Linked DNA regions of Mus musculus: region 2 is linked to region 1. Evidence: chromatin loops called from intact Hi-C (ENCODE). Cell type or tissue: gastrocnemius. All regions are shown on one strand. Each heading gives the region's core, and the rest is flanking DNA. Links, peaks and the distances in the headings are about the cores only.

Region 1 (5,383 bases), core at 120-5,119:
CCGAGGACCTTGTCGAGGCCACCACGGTGGGTCAGATGGGCGAGCGTTTCCTCAGCTAGCTGTGGTACAGACCCTGGAGCCGGCCTTCATGCTGCTCAGGTTCCTGAGCGCTTCTTTCCTGGAAACTTTGACATATGGTTCCAGTCTCATTAGATTTTCCGTGTCCGGGTGGTGGCAGCAGCTTTAGCCCAATTCCATGGAGTCCCCAACTGTCAGGAATCCCACTATGGCTTTGAAGGCGGCTCTACCGAACCCCTCGCTCTAAGCGCTCCCATCGGAGGGGGTGGAGAGGAATTTCCCAAGCGCCTTTAAAACCAACTTCTTTGCTGAAGCAAGAGGAAGAATTCTAGAAGAACCCTCCTCTTAGAAAACTGAGTTCCGGTCAAGCTTCGGCGCATTTAATATTTAATACTACGCTTTAAAAAGAAACCTGACGGGCAGTGGTGGCACACGCCTTTAATCCCAGCACTTGGGAGGCAGAGGCAGTGGATTTCTGAGTTAGAGGCCAGCCTGGGCTACAGAGTGAGTTCCAGGGCAGCCAGGGCTACACAGAGAAACCGTGTCTCAAACAACAACAACCCAAACAAACAAAAAAGAAACCTGCTCCTGGCATGGTGGCACACACCTTTGATCCCAGCACTCAGGAGGCCCAGGCAGGTGGATCTCTGAGTTTAAGGCCAGCCTGGTCTACAGAGTGAATTTCAGGACAGCCACGGAAATACAGAGAAAGCCTGTCTCAGAAAAGAAAGAAAGAAAGAAAGAAAGAAAGAAAGAAAGAAAGAAAGAAAGAAAGAAAGAAAGAAAGGAAGGAAGAAAGAAAGGAAGAAAGAGAGAAAGAAAGACCTTGTTACTATTGCTATGGGCCTTGATATAGACTATGATGATAATAATATTTTTAAAAGTAAAGATAAAAAGATCTCAAAAACAAAAGCAAAACAACAAAAAGTAGAGTAGATTGGTGTCTGGTTTTCTCCTGGAGCACCTAGTCTGTCCCTCTTCTGGCCAACACCTGCCTCCAAGGAGTCGGAGGACTGCCTGGCCTTCATCCAAAAAACCCACAGTGAAACCCGGCATTTCATTGAAGCAGGAACTCCACTCCTGAAGTCATGAAAGAGGTAATTTAGGTCTTTGATTTGTAGGAACGCCATTAAAAATTCCTCCTTTTGTTTTCCCCAGACGAAAGGTTGGAGAGATTTAGGTTGCAAAAGAGAAACTGACTACAAGATGCATCAAGTTGTCTCTGGTTGAGAAATATGGCCAAGAAATGCAAATCCTTTGTGTGGTTCCTGGGCTTAGCATTTACACAACATATTTCACATTTAAAAGCCCTTTACTGTCCTTGCTAATTACATCCCAAGGGCTTCAGGGCAGTTAGAAAAAAATACTGGCACAGAGCCAGTCTTCAGAGCTGCTGGAGGCGCGTGTCCGTACCAGTCTTGACTCCTGGGCTTGCTGTAGTTTACCAACACTAAACCCAGTGGGTCACGTGTGCTTAGTCAATCTCTACAAAGTTTCCTTTTTCCGGACTTGACATTTTCTCAAGTACAAGCTACTGAAACACAAAATAACATTTCTTCCAACAGCTAAATACTGGTGACAGTTTTAGGTTTATCACCAGGCCAGAGTCCCTGGAGAGACAGGGAGCACTGACACTTCTAAAAATGCACTAGGAGAATCCAGAGCAGCTCCGACTACGTAACTAGCCAAGAACCTCCTGCCATTGCATTCGCAGAGACACATGCTGGTATGCATAAACACTGCATGCCATGTCAAATGCGTGTATACTCTGTCTTAGTGTACAGTAAGTGTGCGCAGCGTGCACGAGCGTATGAAAAGCCAGTACAAGAGCGACCGTTAGTCACGCATTGGATCCTTCTGTCTTGTTCTGTGCTTTGGGCTATCAAATGTTTTGTTAACAAGTAATTATGAAAACCCATGTGCAGTTTCATATCCTGAACTTCAGACTTACCACTTTAATATAGTTTGTAGTGTTGCGGTCTTTTCTTAATAAGCTCTAAAAAATAGCATCTGACGAAAGGAGGCATCAGGAACCTTTATATCTCAAAGAGAGAGGCTGGTGTGAGAACACAGCCCTATTGAAGAGAAGGGCTGCTGTGTGGGAACACAGCCCCACAGAAGAGAAAGCCCTACTGAGCCATTCTCTACCTTGGTGGGTGTTCTATTAACTTTCCTCTGATTTGCAGGAACCTGTGCTCCAAAACACAGAGCCAACGTTCACTACATCTGGTGTGTGGTGCCCTCTGCTGGCCATTCCAGGGTAGTGCCTTTTCCTGTTCCTTGTAGGAAAGTTCTTTCTATTAGGTGCTGTGCCTGTTCTTATATTTCTAAGTGTGGCCTGAATGTATAATGACGACTGTATGGATATAGAAACCTGTCCTGGGTCCCTTTCCTATTCATTCAACAAACATATTAAACGATCTCTCAAGCCAAATGTATCGCTGTGGAGCTGGAGACAGCAGGAGGCAATGTTCACTTCCAAGGGTACAGCCACAGCAAGGGGGTGACCTCCTTAACAAGACTTGGATAGGACAGCAAATAAGTTGATTAGTTGGAGAGCCTCATCTAGTCTTTAGTTTTCCAATTTTGCTTATTGGTGTGTGTCTGAGAAGAGGCCAGAAGGGGACATTCAGACCCCTCAGAGCTGGAGTGGTTTGCTCGGATTTTGACCTGGGCTCTGGGATCCGAACTCTTGTCCTTAAGATTATACAGCAGGTGCTCTCAACTGTAAAACCATATTTAGCCCCGAGCCTAGTCTATCCTCACAATCACTGCAGTTGCAGACGTCCTAGCTAATTTGCTCCCAATTTACCTGGTAGAAATCTATGATAGATCATCACACGTTAGAAAGGCAAAAATGAGAGTATCTTGGAAGACTTTCCCACTCTCTGGGGTTTTATTACTTAACTTTAACAAATATCTATGTTTGCTTTGCTAAAATACAAGAGACAAAAATGATCAGATGACACAGTTTTAGCTGATCCCCTAGAGAAAAGCAAACGATATTTCCCAGAAAAGTGCTCATATATAATCTGTACCCCAGGTAGGGACCCCAATTTGAGGCCATCTTTGCTGTGCACACTTTATTTCTTTAAAAAAAACAAAACTCATCTATATGAGTACACTGTAGCTGTCAGACACTCCAGAAGAGAGCATTGGATCCCACTACAGATGACTGTGAGCCACCATGTGGTTGCTGGGAATTGAACTCAGGACCTCTGGAAGAGCAGTCACTGCTCTTAACTGCTGAGCCATCTCTCCAGCCCTGCTAGGCACATTTTCAAGGGAGGGAAGCCACCAATACTCCTACCCAGCTGCAACACCAGTGATGTTGGTGATGTACAGCGATGGCCAGGCACGTTGAGGCTGCAACGGTGGCATTGGTATCTTGGCAGTAACCACCACCGGTCTATTTGGACTCTTCAGTGTAATTGGTCCACTCGGTAGGAGGGAAACCGTGGTAGGTGTGGGAGACCTCGCCAACCACCTGGGGCTAGTGAGGTCATGGATCTTAGAGGAGTCTATTACCACCACCCATTTCACCATTTTAAACCGGTGTAATTTCTAACCGCATTCTACACACGTATCCTTATAACTGCAGATAGGTGCTATCCTGAGAGGCCAAATCTTTTGAGTTCAGACCCCGTTTTAGAGAACCTGACCTAAGTTTGAACGCAGGTAAACTAACAGACTGGTACCTAGCACTAGATTCCAAGTTGCCCCCCTCCAAGAAAACCTGAGCCTAGCTCCAGTCTCTAGGCTAATCCCCAACAATACTAGCATCTCCCCCAACTAGGTTATTCCCCCAACAAACTTGCACCTCTATTTACAATCCTGGCTAAAAACCACCAAATGCAGAGAGAAGCAGGAACTAAGTTTATGATATGACTCCCAGCACCAGGCAATTATGTTAAAGGCCACAGTTAGATACTTGCACACTCACTGCTTCCCCCACCAGCCCCTCTTGCTGCTTACTAATAAAGCCTTGCCCCGATGGATATTCAAGGTTCTCCTATCACCAAAACCATCCTGCGTGATGGCCGTGCATTGCGGGGGTCAGAGCTAGCTTGAGTAGAATAAAGACCCTGCTGTGAGATTGGCTCCTGTCTGTTCTTTTGGAGGATCAAACACCTCCTTGGCACTACACCCTATGGAGGATCCAACACCTCCTTGGCACTACACCCTATGGAGGATCCAACACCTTGGCACTACACCCTACGTCAAAGTTGCTTACTCTGCTCCCGGAGATCAGTTCAGAAACACACATCGGGTCAAATGCAGAGGACAAGCGATTGTGGGGTTTCCAATTCCACTGACAAATCTATAATGTAATTCCTGTATCTAAAGCTCAGGGGACATTTTGGAAGGTGAGGGTGGAAGGATTGTGAGAGCCAGAAGACCAGGAAAGCTGCTATAAGATTGTGTCTCCTGGGAGTGGCAGGGAAGCGTCACCCACGGTGCCTCAACAAGACCTGAAGAAGTAGAAGACTAACAGACATGTCGTCATTGGGGGAGGAGATCTCACAGGGCCCCATCCACAGGAGTGCTGAGAGTCAGGAAAATCAGTTTCCCCAGGGGAGGAGGTCGTGACATCAGAGGCAGCAAGGAGCTGTACACGGGAAGGTTGGAGAGATGAAAAAAAATGGGGAGATGATGCAATTGTATTTTAATTGCAGAGGTTTATTAAAAAACTTCCTGGCATAAGACAGCTGCTCAGTAGCACACAGTAGGCACTTTACTAGTATGCCAGACACACAGGCTTGGGCTCTAGGGCCAGGCTGACAGTCTGACTCTTTATGCTTTGTTAGCTGGGCATCCTGTGCAAGTAGGGTTACCTCATGCACAAACTGAGGGTGATGGAAGGACACATATCCCATGTAGGTAACATATGCAAAGTGCTTTGAATACTCACTAGCATTTAGGTCGTAACAAAAATTATTATTTTACTATTATTCCTTTCATCTTTTGGAGATGCCTTCATTCTTTTAAAGTCCTGAATTAAAATCAGGGAGAAACTTCAAGTGAGTCTTAGGTATAAAGGGCATTCCAGTTTGGCTGGAGAGATGAATCAGCAGTTAAGAGTGCTTACTGCTCTTCCAAAGGACCCAGGTTTCATTCCAAACAGCAACTGTCTGCAACACTAGTGTTGGGGATGCAATGCCCTCCATTCTTTGTAGGCAGCTAATGCTCCTGGTGAATGTTCCTTCCCCCTCAGCATTCACAGTGACAGCTAGGCAATTGTCTTAGTTAGGGTTTTACTGCTGTGAACAGTCACCATGACCAATGCAAGTCTTATAAAGGACAACATTTAATTTGGGCTGGCTTACAGGTTCAGAGGTTCAGTCCATTATCATGAAGGCCAGAG
Region 2 (5,383 bases), core at 328-5,327, 180 kb before region 1:
CTCAAAAGAAAGGAAACAGTCAGAAATTACAATTCTTGAGGATTTCCCATAAGCCACACTGGAATAAGGATTCTTGGGGGCTAGGGACTGTAGAGCGAGACATGACGCTTCAGTCAGCATGTTCCCGGGGACTTCTTTGTGCCGTGGGAAGCCTGAGCAAAGTGTGTTCACTTTTCTGCTCCCGTGTCCCAGGAACTTCACCGCTGCGCAGTCATCAAATGCCACCGTTTGGTCACTAAGGCTCGAAATGAATGCATCTCATGCTAAGTAGTTTGCTGCTGGGAATCCTCAGGTTTAAAAAGAGAAATGTGGGCGGAATGAGCCAGCTCATCACCACTTCAGATGCTGCACCTCACCGTAGCCAGGGAGACAACAATAGAAAGAAGGGTGGGGGTCAGAGGCTCTCATCAGCATTTTTCCGAAACCTGGGCCCTTCCCTTCGGTCAGCACAGGTTGGAAACTGATTTTTCAAAATATAGACAAGAACCAGGCCATGAGGTACCCCAGAGATGCAGAAGGCTCTTCTCCATCTGCTCTGTAAGTACTGTGGACGAGACTGCTAACCCCTTGAGGCACTCTTCTCTGTTGTTTATGCAAACCTTCACCAGAGACAGAAGACACAGCTGGGCAGCCAAATTGAACAAGACTATTTCAATCACCAACAGCTTTCTGGCTTTGACGGCGGGGCTTGAACAGCTTCACTAGGCTACAAATTAGAATTTGTTTTCAGGTTTTGTGTGTGTGTGTGTGGTATATGCACAAATGTGTGTATAATGTGGCAATGCACATGTGTGTGCATGTATGTGTGTGTAATGTGGTATGTGCACACACATGTGTATAAAAATGTGTGTGTGAGATGTGGTATATACACACATGTATGCATAATGTGATATATGTACACACATATGTGTAATGTAGCATACCCACATATGTGTGTGTGTGTGTGGTATGGTATATACACAGATGTGGTATATGCACAAATGTGTGTATAATGTGGTAATACACATATATATGTAATGTGGTATATACAGAGATATGTATGCACATGTGTGTATAATGTGGAATATCCACACATGTGTGTAAGATGTGGTATATGCACATGTATGCATTATGTGATATATGCATACCCATATGTGTAATGTGGCATATGCATATATGTATGCATGTATGTATGTGTGATGCGGTATATGCACAGATATGTGTGCATGTGTGTGTGAGTTTGTAATATGGTATATGTGTGTGTGTGTGCGAGTGTGTTCAAGTGTGCACTCTCATGTCTGAGTAGTATTACTCTCCCCATTGCTTCTCCCAGGTCTCCTCCCTCCCTGAACTATGCTGGCCTAGCAGCTTCAAACTCCATGGTCCTCCTGTCTCTCTGCCCTTGACACACTGGGTCACAGGCACAGGCGCCACCGCACTCAGCTTCTCCTGTGGGTGTTGGCAATTTGAACTCAAGTTCACACTTGAGCTTGTCTACTGAGCTGTCTCCTGACTACAGCTTCTACATCAGTGGTTCTAACCTGTAGGTATCAACAAATTTGGGGAGGAACGACCTTTTCATGGGGGTATGAAGACCATTGGTCACCTAAGACCATTGGAAAACACAGATATTTACATTACAATTCACAACAGTAACAAAACTAGCTATGAAGTAGCAACAAAAAATAATTTTATGTTTGGTGGTCACAACATGAGGGACTGTATTAAAGGGTTGCATTGTTAGGAAGGCTGAGAACCACTGTCCTATATATTTCTTATTAATATCCACAATAATGTTGACGTAGGCCTCTTCTGCTTAAGAAAAGACAAAATTAAGACATGTCTGTTTCCTATACACTGTTCAGAAAAATTAGACTAGCGCATGATCTATTTCCTCACCTCGTATTTCTGTAGCGCCTTAACAGCTTTTGAGAACATTTTAACCGATTGTTTTTGTTTTTTGCTCTCAAAATGTAATTACTTCTTCTATTGCTTTTGCAAAATGCCTGATGAAACTAACTTAAGGAAGAAAGGGTTTCCTCCGGCTGGTGCTGGAGAGAACAGTGCGTGACCTGGCGGTGGGGGAAGGGTGGGGGGACACTGTGAGAAGCAGCTGGTCCTGAGGCTGGTGAGGAAGCAGGCAGAGAGAAGTACCAAGATTCCCCTCACAGCCTCAGGTTCACTGGTCCTGGAACCCCAGCTGAGTTTCTCCTCAGTTAAACTCTCTGAAAAACAAATCCGCTGCCCCAGAGGTCTGTTTCCATGGTGATCCTAAAGCCAATCATGATGACTATGAAGACAAACAAGGGCTGTGACCCAGGAGACCTTACCCTGACAGATGAGGAAACAGAGGTCTAGACAGGTTAAATATGTCAGGGAGATTCCAGCACCAATAAACACATGAGCAACACCAAGTGAGCTGACCTCCCTGGGTGTGGTGTGCCTGCCTTTCACCCTAGCACCTAGGAGACAGAGCCAAGAGAATCTCTACAAGCTCCAGGCCTGTTAGAGATAAGCTGTGAGACCTTATTTACAAGCAAACAACAAAACAAAGCCAGCAACAACTGGGTGTGCTGACACAAGTCTTTATGCCCAGCACTTAGGAGACAGAAGCAGGTTGGTCACTGTTAGGTCCAGGTCATTCAGGTATACAAAGGGAGTTACAAGCCAGCAGGAATACACAGTGAGACCCTGCCTACAAACAACAAAAACAAAAATAAATAAACAACAGCAACAACAAGAAGCCGTTTTGTGGGGCTAGGGATGTAGCTCAGTTGGCAGGGTAACTGTCTAGCATGCATGGAACACTGGGTTCCACTCCCAGACTCCCAAAAGCCAGGCGTGGTGGGGTAAGCCTGTCCTCCCAACACTTGGGAGATGGAGGCAGGAAGTTCAAGGTCTTCTGTGTGGATTACATGATACCCTGCCCCAAAATGCTGTCTTTCATATTATGTATAAAACAGAGCTTTTAAAAATATTATTATTATTATTATTATTATTATTACCACCATTATTATTATTTAGCACTCCTAAGGACAGTTTCCTTGTAAATCAGAGTCTTCACGCTCACATTTACATTTAGATTAAGTCATTGAAGCATTCAACACTAGAGGGCGCACCACGAGAAGGCTGGCTGCAGAGACGCCCAGAAAGCCTGCCAGTGCAGCTAGACACCTGGCAACGCAAGGATGAAACAGGAAATGAGCAATAAAAATCTACAGATAGCATCTCCAGGCCAAATGTCACGGGCTGCTTGATGGGTTACGAACCAGTGCTCGCCACTCACCCACCCCCACCTCATCACCACCCCACCCCCATCCCCACCCCACCCTTACCCCAGCTCCACACCAGCCCCACACCAGCCCCACCCTAGTAATGGAATGACCTTTCCCATTTAGTCTCAGATCTCAGTAAAACAGGACTGGTATAATTATCTCCGCTTTATAGATTAAGAAACTGGGCTGAAGAGATGGCTCAGCGGTTAAGAGCACTGACTGCTCTTCCAGAAGTCCGAGTTCAAATTCCAGCAACCACATTGGCTCACAACCATCTGTAATGAGATCTGAGGCCCTCTTCTGGTGGGTCTGAAGACAGCTACAATGTACTTACATATCATTCATAAATAAATAAATAAATAAATAAATAAATAAAATTTTAAAAAATCTTTGGGCCGGAACGAGTGGGACCGGAGGTGGGGGGTGGGGGAAGGAAGAAACTGAAGTTATACTAAAAGCGAGCGATGGCGATGTTTTCAAAGTCCTAAGTACAGGAGCATTTTACTGTCTGCCTTCTTCAAATGGCATGGATAGTTGATGTTTGAGTCAGTGTCTTCATTTGCAGAACTCTTTAAGATTCTTACATCGAGCCAGGCAGTGGTGGCACATGCCTTTAATCCCAGCACTTGAGAGGCAGAGGCAGGCGGATTTCTGAGTTCGAGGCCAGTCTGGTCTACAGAGTGAGTTCCAGGATAGCCAGGGCTACACAGAGAAACCCTGTCTCGAGAAAAAAAAAAAAAAAAAAAAAAAAAAAAAAAAAAAAAGATTCTTACATCGAAACTCCCTTGTTCCGCATCCTTGACTCCTGGCTGGCCAGTCTCCCTGCAGTCACAGTCACAAATACCTTTCTGGATTTCTCTCTTGCTCCATTCCACACTTGCTAACTGGAAGTGCCTTCCCCCTTCTCTTGCCATTTCTGAGGCCAGTGAGCTCCCCTCCCCCACCCCACGGCCACCCCACCCAAGGTCTTCTTAGCACTCCTCTGTGTGTCTTTAGAGGACTCTGTATTGACCCTGACTCCTAGGGCTTCCTATGCTGCAAGGGGAGCTCCTAAATGCTGCCTCACACTGGCTCATAATTCTTTGCAGGGGTCAGAAACACCTCAAGTCCTATTTGTAGGCGCCAAGCCCTATACACAGTGTGATCCCAAGGCTGGGTTAATATCCGGTTCATTTATTAAGCATCCTGAGTGGTTATCATGATTACGGTGTGGGTAGCTGGTGAGCTCTGAGTCCGGGTGCCTCTGCTTGCATTCATTTGAATGAGTTCACACTTCTGTATTACGCCATCCACCCAGATTTGCATTTGTTACTGCTACTTCAAACATTTTCTCAGGATGCTTCATTTCTACACATTTGTTTCTCAAAAGTGGCAGCTGTAGGACTGGGGATGCGGTTGAAAGGTGGCTCGCCTAGAGGGCACAAGGCTCTAACCACCCCCACCCCCACCCCGATTTAGGTGAAAGCCTATAATCCTAGCACTTAGGAGGTAGAAACAGGAAAACAAAAAACCAACGCCATTTTTGGCTGTGTAGTGAGTCTAGAGCCAGCCTAGGATACAGGATTCCCTTTTTAAAAGCTGAACTATCTTGATTTATATAAGCACGGAAAGTGTGCCACCCTGTGGTCAGGAGTCAGGGTGGGACCCCCAGAGGAGCTGTGACGTCATAGCTATTTCACCACCTTCATTTTCCCTGTCGATCTAGTGTTGTTGAACTGGACACATATTTCTTTTCGTCCTTGGATGTGACTGATGCTATGCTAGACCCTGGAGAATCAGAATGCATATGGAAGTGGGTTCACTGACAAAGCAGGTGCCTGGTGTGTGTCCTGGTTTGGATCCCTAACGTTAAAGAAAAATAATCAAAAGCCACATCCAGTTCCTGAAACTGAACCTGTAATGGTTACGACGGAGCCATCTCAAGATCCCTATGTCGGTGTGTTTAACTGTTAGCAAGAAAGAAGAAATGATTCCATCCCACTCTTGGGAGAATTCAAATGACTCTGGATCTTATCATTGGTACATTGTGCGAGGATGTAGCTTGGTCAATAGAGTGCTTGCTTAGCATACGGGAAGTCCATGTTTGATCTCCACATTGTGTGTTGTGTCTGTAAAAAGGCCTTGGGAAG

The links. A loop is a pair of places that touch in the nucleus more often than their neighbours do. Peaks named below come from ENCODE experiments on the same cell type or tissue, not always from the same donor. Only the 100,000 strongest peaks of a DNase experiment are listed, where the experiment ranks them.
Region 2: it touches region 1 in a loop (10-fold over the local background); 41 of 42 quality-filtered maps call a loop at or near these places.

The regions. Positions count from the first base shown.
Region 1 is chr5:105,866,575-105,871,957 of GRCm38, forward strand. No RefSeq gene overlaps it. Among named protein-coding and RNA genes, the nearest start is that of Zfp326, 7.3 kb to the right of the region's middle. In gastrocnemius, for the core only: a CTCF peak has its summit at 2,270 (motif pointing left); a DNase peak (open chromatin) is centred at 2,260; H3K4me3 peaks cover 721 bases; H3K27ac peaks cover 827 bases.
Region 2 is chr5:105,681,928-105,687,310 of GRCm38, forward strand. No RefSeq gene overlaps it. Among named protein-coding and RNA genes, the nearest start is that of Lrrc8d, 15 kb to the right of the region's middle. In gastrocnemius, for the core only: a CTCF peak has its summit at 3,087 (motif pointing right); a DNase peak (open chromatin) is centred at 3,113.